3 separate regions of the Homo sapiens genome follow, and regions 2 and 3 are each linked to region 1. The links are chromatin contacts, found by Hi-C or POLR2A ChIA-PET in ENCODE. All regions are on one chromosome and are shown on one strand. The core of a region is the stretch at or near the end of the contact, and the rest is flanking DNA. Distances in the headings are between cores, read along the strand shown. Region 1 holds the start of HIKESHI (heat shock protein nuclear import factor hikeshi). Region 2 holds the start of SLC36A4 (solute carrier family 36 member 4). Region 3 holds the start of MED17 (mediator complex subunit 17).

The links. A loop is a pair of places that touch in the nucleus more often than their neighbours do. ChIA-PET counts read pairs that join two places held with the same protein, here RNA polymerase II (POLR2A). Pooled maps may share reads with other maps.
Region 2: a map of CD4-positive, alpha-beta memory T cell shows a loop between it and region 1 (18-fold over the local background). The contact joins the promoter of SLC36A4 here to the promoter of HIKESHI in region 1. A Hi-C loop is called at or near these places in 2 of 168 maps with a recorded cell type or tissue (CD4-positive, alpha-beta memory T cell and naive thymus-derived CD4-positive, alpha-beta T cell) and 5 of 50 pooled maps. POLR2A ChIA-PET finds 5 or more read pairs at or near these places in 1 of 52 experiments (CD4-positive, alpha-beta memory T cell).
Region 3: a pooled map shows a loop between it and region 1 (15-fold over the local background). The contact joins the promoter of MED17 here to the promoter of HIKESHI in region 1. A Hi-C loop is called at or near these places in 4 of 50 pooled maps.

Annotation. Positions count from the first base shown.
Region 1 is chr11:86,300,727-86,303,636 of GRCh38, forward strand. HIKESHI (heat shock protein nuclear import factor hikeshi) reads left to right here and starts at 1,514. Exons shown (of 5, transcript NM_016401.4): 1 at 1,514-1,752. The coding sequence starts at 1,723.
Region 2 is chr11:93,196,612-93,199,561 of GRCh38, forward strand. SLC36A4 (solute carrier family 36 member 4) reads right to left here and starts at 1,380. Exons shown (of 11, transcript NM_152313.4): 1 at 1,167-1,380. The coding sequence starts at 1,221. RefSeq lists a silencer at 1,142-1,521.
Region 3 is chr11:93,783,017-93,785,865 of GRCh38, forward strand. It overlaps MED17 (mediator complex subunit 17), which reads left to right and starts at 1,266. Exons shown (of 12, transcript NM_004268.5): 1 at 1,266-1,747. The coding sequence starts at 1,498. RefSeq lists enhancers at 1,087-1,381, 1,323-1,542 and silencers at 1,673-1,802, 1,804-1,998.

The sequences.
Region 1 (2,910 bases), core at 264-2,763:
AAGTGAATATTACAGGGAGATAAAACAAGTTGCATAAGCACATACAAATTTAAAAGTAGGAGTTGCTCAGAGAATTCAAAAGTATGGCTAGTGCACAAGGTGGGTATGAAGAAGACATGGAAAATTAGTTAGGAAAGGCAATAATGCTAAATATTAACATTTATTGAGTAAGCTACATTCTGGCCACTATTGAGTACTTTACGTGTAAGAACCCTCAAAACAACTTTATGAGGTAGATACTACTATTACTTCATTTTAAAGATGGGGAAAAGGAGGTATGGGAGTGTTAGGTTAACTTGCCTGAGATTATGTAACTAATAAATGGCAGAGATGGGCTCTGAACCCAGGTAGTGTGGGTGCCTTAATTTATGAAGTGGTCTTCATATGAATGGCCTTTTTATTCTGAAGGTTCTAGGACTTTTTAGATAGTAAGTTGGAAACATTGGTAGATCCTTTCCTACCTCTTCACCTTTGGCACAGCTATCTCAAAGGAGTATCGGTGATAAGATAGGTGATCAGTTTAGGGATCCACAGTGGAGGCCAGAGGACTGTTCCAAACACTGATCCCCCATATATAAACTGAGAACTGGGAAGACAGACCTGCTTTACGGCTGGTGGCCAAGCTCAGATATTTCAAATTGGACAGAGACCCTTTACTATCCTATTCAAGAAGAAAAGGAATTGGAGCTGTGAAAGGGAGAATAAGTATTGGTGGCAATCGGTACTTAATGCCAGTATTTTTTTTTTTTTTTTTGGCTATTGTTTTGTATTTCCTATGAAACTTTTCTGCAGATCCACATAGAAAAAAAATAGACATTTTTACAATAAAACTCCCACTAATTAAGCACAGCCAAGCACTGTTTTAAGTGTTTTATACATATTAGCTCATTTAATCCTCACAGCAACCCTAGGCAATAGGCTCATTATTTGTCTTTTGCAAAGGAGGGGCACTGAAGCACAAAGACATCTACAACTCGTCCACAATTGTACAGCAAATGAATGGGAGAACTAAGTGAAGCTGGAAAGAACTACTATAAATTGTAGACAAGTACAAAACAATTGGTTAAAGATTAATACTTCTGAGACACTGTGTAGCAGAAAGAAACCCGGATTTGGATTAGGACTTGAATTCAGCCTCCAACATTTACTGCTGTGTAAAGATTTGAGGCTGATCACTCCTATAAAATTTGGATTATAATACTTACCTCATAGGGTTTTTGTAAAGATCTAGTGACGTGATTATTGTAAAAGTGCACCGTTAATCTCTCAGATGTCACAGAAACGTTAGAAGCATCTCTTCCCAGGATTGTACATGGAAATGAAGGATCCACAGATTTTGTGGCTATAAAACACCCGGACTACCGATCCCAGTGTGCAAAGCCTCCAGGCTTACCTTCCCGGAAACTGGCGCGGTGCCCTCTGGGACTTGTTCTGGGACTTGTAGTCTTGTACTGGCGCTGGCCCGCCTTTCTTCCTTAGTGGGGAAAACCGGGTGTAAGCCCCGGAAGTACTTGTTGCCTGAGCAGTGGGCTGCTTAGGAAGAGAAGGTCAGAGTTCGCGGGGGCAGAGGCATTCTTGCCGCTGGCCCAGTCACTATGTAGTGGAGGGGCAGACACCCTCCCGCAAATTCTGGAAGGTTCTTAGTCTCGACTAGGGCAGTAGCCCCAGGACTCCTAGTCGCCGGCTTCAGGTCACTGCCGGCTGAACGGAGCTGCCGTCGCCATGTTTGGCTGCTTGGTGGCGGGGAGGCTGGTGAGGATGGGACCGGGTGATATCAGGAAGGGGTCAGGATACCGAGGGCGAAGCCCTACGGCAGGGAGGGTGCGCAGGCGCTAGGGATGCGGGGAAGCCCACTTATTATATTTTGGGTGGGTATGTGAGGATGGAGCGTGGGAAGCTGGGTGCTCTCCTTTGCCCAGCTCTATTCAGATTCTTTCGAATAGTAGTCACAGTATAAGTTGGCATTTATTAAGTGTGCATTTTGTACCAAGTACTGGGCTAAGTGCAATGCACGCCTTTGGTCACTCAGCCTTATGTGTGGCGCTTATTTGGCACTTTGAACTTAATCCTCATAACTCGTGAGATGGTCTTTATCTTTGACATTTTGCAGTTACAGAACTAAGTTCAATCGCCAGTATAAATACCTTCTTTATTAACTTGAGGTAGAGGTGAATTTGGGATTGAATTTGGTCTATAGCAAACTGTTTTTCAAAGATTAAGGTGCTCAGGGAATGTATATCTTTTGGGTCCCTTTGGAAGAACCCGAGTAAAAATAAGCTTAATTTAATTGGAAGTTGGCTGAAACTTAACGTGTGAGCCGTATCTGAGATAACCAGAGAAGGATGCGAGTAGTGTGTTTCCTTATGGGTCAAAATAGATAACTTACCTTGCCAAATTGTTAGAGTAAATGAGAACAGCACCTGGAATTCTTTAGGAATAATCTGGAAGGTGAATCTTGTTTGTTTCCTTAGAAACCACACAGACATCAATTTTCAGGCCTGATTCCTTTCCCCTAGAAGTATTTTTCCTTCTTTTTTCTCCTGGCTTTTTAAAATGTTGCAGTCCCTTTGCTGAATTGTCTTTTTTTCCCATCAAGTTTTGATAATGTATTGTATTCTGTACATATACAGTTCTAAGAAGCCAGAAAGATAAGTTGGAGATGACTAGCCTCATAAAGTTTGTCTCTTGAATGACTGGGAGACCCCTGTGGTGATGGTGGTAATTCATAATCCTGGTGAGATAATTTTGCCCTGCTCTTAATAGGGAAAAAGGACAAACCTGGAATGATTGTGTGACTCAGACGAGTGAGTGTTATTAATGAATGACATTAAAATTGTGTTTCTTAAAGAATAAAAAGCCTATTTGGAATCCATGTATCTCTCACGTTGTCAACTAATTTGGAAGGAAATT
Region 2 (2,950 bases), core at 130-2,629, 6.9 Mb after region 1:
GGCCGCCTCAGCCTCCCAAAGTGCTGGGATTACAGGCGTGAGCCACCGCGCCAGGCCGATATGTACATTTTTAAGGCTAAATATATTATCCCTTTCCTGCCAGCAATGCATGAGAATACCCATTTCTCCATATCCTCACTAAGACAGGTTATTAATGAATGAAACCTGAGTTCACATTTGGGTTCTGCCATTAATAAGCTTAAAATTACTGTATCTATAAAATGGAAATCATGATAGCACCTATCTCAGTTGCTGTGAGGATTAAAGACAATGCATAGGTAAAGCACTTAGCACAGTGTTTGCACACAGTAAGCACGCAATAAAATGTTAAGTTTATTGTTTCTACCATTATTACGGCCTGAAAACAATTCCATTGCAAAGTGCCCTGCAGGCTATTAGAGGAATAACAACAACCTATCAGTTACTTATAATACGGTATTTTTTAAAGTTCAACGGTTTTCTTGAAGATTCCATTTAGATTTAATTTTTTAATTACATTTAATCAGCATCGAATGAAAAATACTCCCAAGTACAGTACGTATAACTGGGAGAGCGATCATTTTACCACCCTGATCCTTACTTTTTTATTTTGGACAGCGGGAAACCGTAAACAAACACGCCCTGTCGCCAAGAAACAAGATGGGAGGAAAGCAGCAAAAAACAAACAAACTTTGCCAAGTGAGCAAGCTACAGGTATCTCCTGTTCATTCTGGTCAGCACGACCTGTTCGAAACTCTGGGATAACAAGGAGTAAAATGAGGATTCATCTGGAGATTCCGAATGGGGCTGCAGCATTTGAAAAGCAGAACAATGATAACTTCCTTAAAGCATCATTGGGAAAAAAACCGTGAGTCACGGCGCAGGCTCTTGCGTCTTTGACGTGTACCCACAGGGCCCCGCCCCACTCAACACACACACTCACCCACACGCGCGCGCGCAAACACACACACACATATTTTAACGCCCTATTCAGGCCTGGGCTTCGTCTGACCAAGTTCTCGGGGTCAGATAACCGGTTCCTTTGCGGATGCTGACCACGGGGTCAGTTAGCAATCGGGCCTCAACTCAGGCCAAGCGCGGGGCCCCTGGAGGTGTGGGCGCACCCGACTCCCGCACAGACCCCCGCCCACGTCAGCCCCGGCTCCCTGCCCACGCACAACACCGACCTAGCTCCTCGCGCCTCGCCGCCCCGGCAGCCGCCGGCGTCGCCGCCGCTTCCATCTCTCGCGGGTCTCCAGGACGCCGCCGCCCGAGTGCTCACTCTCCCGCCGCTGCGTGGCCGGCGTCAGGCCCAGGCCTACCTCCCCTGCCCGGAGGGACCCGCGCCTGGTGCCCGCCTCCCTGCCCCGGCGCTCCCCAACCGCGCGGCGAGGAGCATGCGCAGTGGGACAGCCCGGCTCGGCGGGCACCGCCGGCGAGGGGCGGGAGGGGCCGAAGACCCGAGGACTGCTGCGAGGCCGGGTTGGGTAACCCGAGAGGAGGGTTGGGTAACCTGAGATCAGCGAGGGTGGGACCTTAGAGCTAGCCGAGACCCGGGCCCATAGCTCCCTGGGGGTTTTAAAGATGACGGCGAACTTAAATTTGGGGCGCCTGTCCGTATGCAAGGCGTTAGCGTTCTGTAAGTCACCTTGGAGAATGCGAAGAAGGACGGGATTTGTCCCCTACCCATGCTGAGGTTCTGACTACTCTGGTTATTCGTCTCCCTGTTTCTATAGTTAGAGTTACAGGAGACACTTAAATAGAATTTAATTAAGTCATATACAATTTCACTTTCAGGATATTTCAATGTCCTTCCAGATATTTGACGTTGACCGTGGTGCTGAAAGAAAATTAAGGTAAAGACTAAGTGTACTGATGTAGTTTCAAGTACTCCTAAGCACCATACATACATTATCTTTAATTCTGACTACAATTTGTGAGATAATTCTAATATTTACATTAACGCTAAAGATGAAGGGATTAAGGCACGGAGGTAAGTAACGTGTCTGGGGACAGGAAGCTTGTACATGGCAGAAGTAGAATCCTTCTGCCTTCAGAGCTGGAGCTCTCGAAAAATATGCAAAGCTGGCCTCCCAGATGGGTACCAATGAATATTCGATGAATCAATGGATGAAGCAAGCTTTTGGTTTAAAAGGAAAATATTTATTTTAATTTTAAAATCGCTTTCTTTTTTTTTTCACTTCATAGTTCTTGGAAGTCAGTACACCAGACAATCCTTTTTATTTGTGTCCGTTTCATTCAGTGGGGTTGCTTTAGGAAAGGGTTTTTTTGGGGGGGAGTGGGTCTGATTAACAGTCACTGATGTAACTATATGGCAATGGTGTTAAATATTTAAAATTCTGAGATTAAAAAGGTACGCAGTTACATACTATCTACATCTTTCCTCCTGTTGCATCCTCTGTAGGCTTTCACTAGATAACTAGTGATAATGACAGTTTGCCAACCCCCTTTCTTTTCCTTTAAGTGAACCCAATTTGTTCACATACATACACATGCAAATCCCAAAAGAAGGTTTTATTTGAAGTGTTCCTGACAAATAAAGGGGTAAAGGAGATTTTTTTTAAAAAAGAAGAAGAAGAAGAAATCTATTCTGGAACATAGCTAGAGCAATGTTCCCTAACCTGTGTTGGGGTGGATCACCTGGTTAAAGATCAGCAGGAGAGAAGATAGGCATCAGACAGAAATTATAGGACCAAGGTAATTTTCCATAAACCACTCATTATAATGAGAACATGTGGGACAGCATCTTAAAAGAACATTATCCTTTGAGAGTTAAAAGGGATCAAAAGTCATTGTCCCCTAATCTCAGCTTCAGGGAAAGCAGATCTGGCAATATGGAAGGAAGAAAAGTTTGACTTGTAGTATAGGCCTGAAATCTTTTGAAGAGGGTTGGGCTGAGGTAGGAGGCCCAATGTCTTTACAGTGATGTGGAGATAAAGCAAGTGATAAC
Region 3 (2,849 bases), core at 16-2,515, 7.5 Mb after region 1:
TTTAAAATAAAGTTAAAAAAAATTTTTAAACAAATTTACACGAAAAGCAAGTACAGTGGTTCTCGAACATGATTGGGCGACAGACTGTACAGCTTGCCAGAAATAGGTTTCTCTCATGAAAATTCAACCCCCTCCACACACGGCCATCTACTTTCTTCTTCAGCAGGGACTGACACCAGGGCAACCGTATTTTCCTAAATACCTTAGGAAAGTAGTTCAAAACCTAGATATATCTTGGTCAGAACAAAACCTGGCAAACACTCATGATAAACGGTATATATAATTCCTTAAACGAAATATAGAGGTTTGTAATATAAAATAATCCATCTTTGTCTGTGGAATTCCTACTAATGAAATACGTTCTTGGAGACCCAAAGACTGAAGTTATACCACTTCTTCTTAATCTTTTAAATATTATTTGCAGGCCAGGCATGGTGACACGCTCCTATAGTCCCAGCTCCTCAGGAGGCTAAGGCAGGAGCATCGTTGGAGCCCAGGAGCTCCAGGCTGTAGCGTGCTGACAGCACTTGTGAATAACCTCTGCACTCAGCCTGGGCAACATAGTGGGACCCCATCACTAATAAAAAAGCGAGATCAACATTATTTATTCTGTTACTCGGGCATAAAATAAATATTAAGCACTTACTACATGCCAGAGTCTATTATGTCTGCTGCAGATATTGGCTGTCATAGAGTTATAACTAACAGGAAACCAAATAATTACGTAGTATAATTTTAAGTGGTGATAAGCACGATTGTTTCCCCCAAGCCATGCCCTTAATTTCTAACTCTTCAGATAGTGTTTCTTTAAAAAATTTCTTGCTAATTTAAAATAACTTTTGTTTTGAGGCAGGATCCCACTCTGTTGCTTAGGCTGGAATGCAGCGGTGAGATCTCGGCTCACTGCAGCCTCCATCTCCAGGGCTCAAGCCATTCTCCCGCCTCAGCCACCCGCGTAGCTGGACCACAGGCGCGCGCCACCAGATCTCAGTTCTCTCAACAGGACTCTCATTGCTAAGATCCAAGGATCCATTAATTTCCTTTTCCTTAACTCTTCTAGCCTCTGCAGCTTTCTTTCCTCATCCACTTTTTAAACAAACGCAGGCTTAAAAAGCAAGGAATATACCCGCCACACTCTCGGCTCCCAAACCGCTCTTTCCCTCCCTCTGCCGGCCACGCCTCTTATAGGCCCGGAAGTTTACCCCACCCTGCACCGTGATTCACCGGAAGCGCTCTAGGGAACCCTGGAGCTTCCGCGCCTGCCCAGTTTTGCTCCGAAAGACTTACCGAGGAGGGAGCTTGCGGTGCGTTCTGGGAAAGTTGCTGGGCCAGCTCCTTTGTTTCCAGTCTGAGCGTTGCGTTCGGTTTCCCGAGGGTCTTCTGAGGCACCGCGGCTGCGGGCTTCTGAGTTCCCGGCTCTCCGCAGGGAAGCCTCCTCTTCGTACCTCGTTTTTTGGCTCGTGGGGGGTCCTCCCACCGCTGGCCGACGCAGCCAGCATGTCCGGGGTGCGCGCAGTGCGGATCAGCATCGAATCGGCCTGCGAGAAGCAGGTCCATGAGGTGGGCCTGGATGGCACCGAGACGTACCTGCCCCCGCTGTCCATGTCGCAGAATCTGGCGCGTCTGGCCCAGCGGATAGACTTCAGCCAGGGTTCGGGCTCCGAGGAGGAGGAGGCGGCGGGGACCGAGGGCGACGCGCAGGAGTGGCCGGGCGCCGGGTCCAGCGCAGACCAGGACGACGAGGAAGGTAAGGCCTGCATCCGCTGCCCGAGTCCCCCGGTCTGGGTCCCAGCACCCGCGCGGGCCTCCGCCTCTCCCGCGATGGGGGTGATCTTGTGCGTGCGAGAACTTTTGAGTGTCCCTCTAGCGGAAGCGTAAGGATACTTGGTCGTCATCTTTTTGTTGCTGCCGGACAAGGTAGGACACGACTTTACGTAATACTCCTGCGGGTCTCCTTGAATGGCAGCGTTTAGAGACACTGTCAAACCGTGAAATGTTTAAATGAATGCTTCTCTGTAGAGGGCCTTTAATGTAGCACACTTAGTGGCTAAAAGAGCCCTAGATCGGGGCTCTGCCCCTTGCCGGCTGTGTGACCTTGGGCGAGTTACTTTGCATCCTTGTGCGGTGTGAATGATGATAGTAGCACCTGCAGAAAAGAGGTCTGTTTTGACTGAAATGTGTGACGAGGTCCAAGAGGTAGGCGGGTCCAGATCATGTAGAACCCAGTAGGCCGGGATAAGCGTTTGACTAGTGTTAAGACCACTGAAAGCTTTTGCAGGATAAGTAGAGATGGTTTTGTTAAAGTTTACTCTAGATGCTTTCTAATAAATGAATTATAGGGAAAGCAAAACTGGAAGGGAGGAGACTAGGAGGGAAGTGAAGAAATAATGAGTGGGTTTCAGATTCTCATTATTGTCAAGGATTTTTGAAAAAAAAATCAAAATTCTTAATTTAGTTATGCAGCACACCCAGTGTAAATGGGAATTTAAAGATGTCATTTCAGGGCAGTGCTGTTAGGATTATTAGGGGTCTATTTGCAAAAAAAGGTAAATACTACTTTATACCTCACACAAAAATTATTTCCACAGTAATTTTTGAGGATTGAAGTGCCAAATGAAGAAAGTAAAACAAAGTGTTAGAAGAAATAATGAAAGAATAGTTGTATTATTCTGGGAGTCGGATAGATCTTCTTAATTTCGGAAATAACAGGACAGGCATGGTGGCTCACACCTGTAGTTCCAACATTTTTGGAGGCCAAGGTGGAAGGATCACTTGAGCCCAGACTTCAAGACCAGCCTGAGCAACATAGGGAGCTCCTGCCTCTACAAATTAAAAAAATTAGCTGGGCG